Linked DNA regions of Homo sapiens: region 1 is linked to region 2. The links are chromatin loops, found by intact Hi-C in ENCODE. Cell type or tissue: endothelial cell of umbilical vein. All regions are shown on one strand. Links, peaks and the distances in the headings refer to the core of each region. The heading gives the core; the rest is flanking DNA. Region 1 has its middle 24 kb from the start of EDN1. Region 2 has its middle 100 kb from the start of EDN1.

What was found. Peaks named below come from ENCODE experiments on the same cell type or tissue, not always from the same donor. Only the 100,000 strongest peaks of a DNase experiment are listed, where the experiment ranks them.
Region 1: it touches region 2 in a loop (3-fold over the local background); 3 of 110 quality-filtered maps call a loop at or near these places.

Annotation. Positions count from the first base shown.
Region 1 is chr6:12,312,997-12,315,914 of GRCh38, forward strand. No RefSeq gene overlaps it. Among named protein-coding and RNA genes, the nearest start is that of EDN1, 24 kb to the left of the region's middle. In endothelial cell of umbilical vein, for the core only: no CTCF peak of the experiment used is centred there; DNase peaks (open chromatin) are centred at 1,075 and 1,235; H3K27ac peaks cover 1,759 bases.
Region 2 is chr6:12,392,012-12,394,929 of GRCh38, forward strand. No RefSeq gene overlaps it. Among named protein-coding and RNA genes, the nearest start is that of EDN1, 100 kb to the left of the region's middle. In endothelial cell of umbilical vein, for the core only: no CTCF peak of the experiment used is centred there; DNase peaks (open chromatin) are centred at 660, 1,300 and 2,370; H3K27ac peaks cover 2,165 bases.

The DNA.
Region 1 (2,918 bases), core at 287-2,786, 79 kb before region 2:
AGGAGAATGATTGGAATCTCTCCCATACTTGGCTTTAAAGTCATCTACAAGCCTGAACTGAGAGTCTTAGAGACTTTCAGGCCAGAAGGTACTAAGAGGTTTGTCAAGTCACAGACTGAAGAAAATATTTGCAATACATATATCTGATAAAAGACTGGGCATCTCTCTGGAATATCAGTTTCTAAGAAATGGTGCTAACACATCCTTATAATAAATCAGAAAAACGGTGCCTGGTAACTCAGGTTTCCACATGCAACTCCTTTCATTACTGGAAATAAAAATTGTTTTACTTTGACCAAAGTAGATGATGTCTTCCAGTATAAAAAAAAAAAAAACACTCCTCCCCAGCATCAACCTACCTCTGTTGTTTTTGTACATGAATATGTTATTAGCAGCAATGACAGACGGCTAACATCTGAGTCCAGCCACTTGACAATCATTCGAAGTCAGCAGGAACAGACGTGCTGAAATAAAAAAAGACGAGATGAAGTGCTCTACCTAGGGAACACCGCCTTGCAATATATACGTGTCACTGACCTCTACTTAGGAATGTGAGTGCAAATTGTCCTCTGGCTATGGGCAACAACATAAGCCACGAAATGAAAGAGCTCCAAATAAATTAAAATGATAAATTTAGCGATTTAGTGTGAACATAAAAAGCTTTACAACTTCACGAATTAAAAAAACAGTTTCAATGTTAGAAGTCAAGAGAGCAGCTCCCTTTAGGGGGTGGGGTGGTAGTGGGCAGAGGAGAGCCTGGGGGACTTCTGTCTTCTGTTTCTTGGTCTGGGTGCTGAGAACATAGGCGTGTTCACTTTGGAGGAATGCTCCAAGCTGCACATCAAGATATATGCTCTTTCCCGTATGTGTTATGTTTCAAAAAAGCTTACCCCTTCCTCCTCTCAAAAAGCATTTTTTCCCTTTCATTTTTTTATTTCTTCTTCTTCTTCTCTCTCTCTCTTTTTTTTTAACTAGATACACGCTGAACAAACAAAATATGCAAAGAATAATAGTTTGAAGGGGTGCCAGCATGCTAGCGTGCCTCTGGAAGCGTACATGCCTTGGTCTGGACTGGGCATCAGATGTGCATTTTCACTTGATGTAATTCATTTCCTTGTTCCATGACCCAGCTTTCCTCTTTGGGGTAAAGGCCCGTCCAGCATTTTTCTTGGACAAGGTCTCCACCTTTGCTGCATCCAGGGAGACTCCTTCAGTGCCACGGTCCTGCCTCAGGTTAGTTTCCTTGTACGTGTTGCCTGGCTTTGTCAGGTCTTAATGCCATCCTGAAGCTGGTAAAATGAGCCAAGTGACTTCATCTCTCATGGCACACCTTGAGGACATTACTTGGGCACAAGCCAATTCACTGCTCACAGCCCGAGAGACATTTTTTTCCCATGAGCTAGCTCCTCTCCTCCTCTCTCACAAATAACTTCCTCTATGGGAAAGGACACATCAGAGAACAAGGAGCATTGTAACGGGTGAGAAATATGCTTGACATGGGGAAGGAGATGCCGTCCTCACTCCCTCCTTCCCCACCCTCCCACACTCATCTGTCAACTCTAATTTCTCACTAATGCTTGGGTTTCACTCTAAGCTCCCTTTGCTTGCTCGTGCCCACCAACAGAAATATCCAGGAAAAGAAAGAGCATCAGGAATGACTGGCCTGTGTGCAAGCAATTCCTTGTTGTTGCTGACTGCCTTCTGCAGCTTGGCGAATTTGACTCTTGGAATGCACGGACAGAAGTAGCATTTTTCTCTCCACCAGAAGTCTGACACTGACCATGTCAATGAGCGTCAATTGGCAGTACGTGTGTGTTGGTTGACCCTTTACATCAAGACCAAGCTAAGCATTTGCTTTCCTTTGGTCAATTCCACTGGTCCTTCCTTTTGGTCAATCCCATCGCTCTCTGACCCAGGGCCAGAGGAACATAGCATTTCTCCTAACTTGGACAATGTTGCAACACCAAAAAGGCTTGTACTGAAGTACGGAGGAGGTAGATGTGAAGAGTCATCCTTTTGTCAGATTGCAAAGGTGTTGCAGCCCATTAGTTTCAGGATGTTTTTATTTTGTTCCCTTCCAGTAAATGTTTTCAGAGATTTTGCCTCGGGTTTTTAAAGATGTTTTATAAGTTATGGGTCTCTTTAAAATTTTTAATCATCTTAATGAGGTATAATTTATATACAATAAAATGCCTAGACAGTGATCCCATTTGATGGATTTTACAATTATATATACCCATCCAAACCAAGATAGAAAACACCTCCTTCACCCAGAAAACCCCTCATTTCCTTTTCCAGTCAGTTCCCTCACACACACTCACTCCTGCCCTACCCCCAGCCCCACTAGAGCCTAGGAGAAGTCACTGTTCTGATTTCTTTCACCATAAGTTAGCTTTGCTTCTATAAAATGTAGCACCTCAGTATATATTCTTTTAGGTCTTGCTAATTTTGCTCAACATAATGTTTTTGAGATTTGTTCATGTTATTGCCTTTGTCAGCAGTTTGTTCTACTTTATTGCTGAGTAATATTCCATTGTACAAATATATGACAATACATTTATCAATTCTCCTGTATGAGTACAATGGAATTGTTTCTATTTGGAGCTGTTACTAAGAGTGCTGTGAGCACTCTTGTAAAAGTCTTTTTTATGTTCTTTTTTTCCATTTCTCTTGCATAAATATCTGAGAGTAGAATTGCGGGGCCATAAGTAGGTTTATGGTTAACTTTATATGAAAGTTCCAAAATTTTTCCAAACTGGTTATACCATTCTTATATTCTTACCAGCAGTGCCTGGGATATCGAATTGCTTCATGCTTGGTATTGTCAATATTTTTATTTTACTTAGTCCAACATTTGGTATTATCACAGTTTATTTACTTCAGCTATGATGATTTGTGTGAAATGCCATTTCACTGTG
Region 2 (2,918 bases), core at 275-2,774:
GCTTCTGAATCTATCATAAGACATGTAGGAAATTTCTAAATAATTTTCAAGTTCCTCAAAAATCACAGGGAAAAGTTGCCATACTACTTAATACTTGACACATGGAACATGAATATTGTTTCTCCTTCAATCAGAACCTATGATAGAAAATAATTAAGATTTCTTTATATTTTAGTGACTTAAAATGAAAATGAAAGTTTAACTGTTAAAATGAAAACATACAGAGATATTTCATTATTTTTACCCCATATATGGCATGGCAAGAGCCAAAAAGTAACCAATTTAATTTTTGGCAATGTAAAGAATTATCATGGTATTTTAGTATATGTGCTGCTGAGGTGAGTACTATCACGGTATTTTAAATACACATGAAGACACATGCGTCTTCATAACTGTATGACCACAGTCTTTTAACTTTCAAGTAAGAGGAGACTAAATTCTACCATGTTTGCAGAGGAGGTACCTTGGCCCTCACTAGAAATTTAACTTTCTTTAAACACGAACTTCAAGCAAACGAATCTATTCAGAATTTTAATTTGGGTGGTGGGGGGGGGTGCTTTGCTTTTGTAAGAGAGCTTGATAATCTTTCCCTGTTGAGCTCCTCAGTCTCCCAGGCTCCGTGGAGCTGCAGGATGTCATGCACTTGGACAGCAGCCACCTTGGAAAAATCTAAGCAGGCATAACTTGGTGTTAATGACTTTGGTAGCTTAGAGAAATAAAAAACGAGGAGCAGGTCCTCATGCAAGGCCTACGGGGGCGAGGTGGTTTTCCTCTTTGCAGTAAGGTTTGCTCTTTGTAAGAATGCTCAGAGTTAGATTCCTGCTCCTGCTCCAACTGGTTCAGGCTGACAATTGTGAAATGCTTCCCTGCCTGTCCTAATCGAAGGCCCACAACCAGGACCACAGAAGCAACCTTGGTTTGTGATGGACCCTTGTCTAAGGATCAGGTTTCCAGCATCATTTTCTACTTGCAGGTAGTTTTACCTGAATTTCTTCTTAGCTTTCCAGCATTTCCCGTGCCTGGGCCTCAGACAACTGTCTTCCCAATAACCTATGACTGACCTCCTTGGATCCCTGGTTTCTCCCTTGCTCTGACCTCTGCTAAATCCATATGCTGCAGATCTTTTACCTTGACTACCTGGCTCCTGACAGCTGGTTCATGCTTGCCTCAGCCAGGAGTGCAGACTCATACAGTTGTCAGATTTGCTGGTTGGGACCTAGACTTTGATTTCCTTGCTGAGCTGCTCTCCACAGACACCATACAGCTGTAAGACCTTATTCAGAAGGTTATGGAGTCACTTCCTTGGGAAGTTTTCATAAGAAAGGCTGAACAAACTTGCTTAGATAGTATGAGTCTAGCCTTAGACACAACAGCAGCCTTCTAATTTTATGATCCTTACCAACACTCTTACTACAAACCATACCGTGCCATTCTACAAACAATTTCTGTAAGTTGCAAAAATTTCTGACAACCCTATCTCAGGTTCAATTCCAGGTCTCCCTCACATAAGATGTGTCATGTATGTATGGATATAGGTCTCACAAACACTAAAAGAAATGTCAATTTAGGGTAATATATAGAAGCCAAAGCAAAAGACACACAAAAAATGAAGGCCTTATATTCTTCTCTGTCAATATTTCTAGTTAGAAATCCCAATTGACAACACTTATCATTCATTTTACCTTTGGAGAGATTTCTGAGTACTTCCAGTCTCTTTTATTTGAATTATTTTGGCTTGCTTTTTATTTAAGGGATAGAAAAAAAAGGGGGGCATTCTGAATTAAGCCTTCCCACATACATCTGTGTGAGGGAGATAGGTATCCAACATTCCACAGGTGATTCTGTGGCCAAAAAGCTTCAAGAGGGGAGCATGTCTTGAAAACACAGACAAGATGAGTCAATATCAGACATCAGAGACCAGGAGTCCCCTGCTCATGAGCCCCAAGGCACTCCATGGTGGGATGTGAAGAAGCCCTCCCAGGTGAGGTGAGGCAGGCAGTGGGATTTGGCTGAAGGAAGCCTTTCTCTGTCTCCTGGTGTGCTGACTTAGTGCACAGGGCTGCTGGGCCCAAGCCCTGCCTTTCATATTGGACATTTTCCAATCTGCCCAGATAGAGAAAACAAACAATGGCAGCATGAAGAGGGGCCATCTCCAGGTAATTCATCTGACTTCCAACTGTCCAGGGTTCTCCCATCAGAGCTGAAATACTACCCGGCAGACTGGCCATCAGGCAGCCGGACCTGGATATTTCCTTCAGCAGTGCTAATTCCTAGTGTCTTTACAGGAATCCTGACCCAGAAAGTCACCTCAATAGGTAAGAGGTTAAAAAAGCACAAACAGGGGAAACAAACTGGGTGATAAAAATTCTTGAGCCCTGGGGAGCTCAGAAAGGGGATTTGGAGCACAATTCACACTTGGGCCAGCCAGCTCTGTTCACGCTGATAAGTTGTTTTTTGAGAAAAACAAATGAATTCATATCTGATAAACCAGCACATTGATAATACCAAATTCCTTTTCCCTTTCTAAGGCTCTGTCAGGGAGGAGGGATAGATTATTTTTGCTGTGCAGGGGCAGAGAGGGTGGTAAGATTTACTGTAGATGCTACACAATGAAATATTTTTTGGTTTAATCAGTTTTGCAGGAATTGTACTGTTAAATGTCCCTTATTAAGAAATACCTTTATGTCCCCGTAAGAGTATTAGAATGACAGTTGATAAAATCTGTTTTAAAAGTGTTCATTGTTCCCATCACAAGTAAGAGCACCTTGGTTGATCCCAGGAGAGTTTTGATAAATTTTTATGTTTTTGAGGGGTTAGACCAAGTGCTGTTCCTCCTAAATGGTATTTTCTATTGTATATACATGTACATAAAAATTATTCTCCATGTCACCATCCTCAGACACCTAGCAACCAGTGAC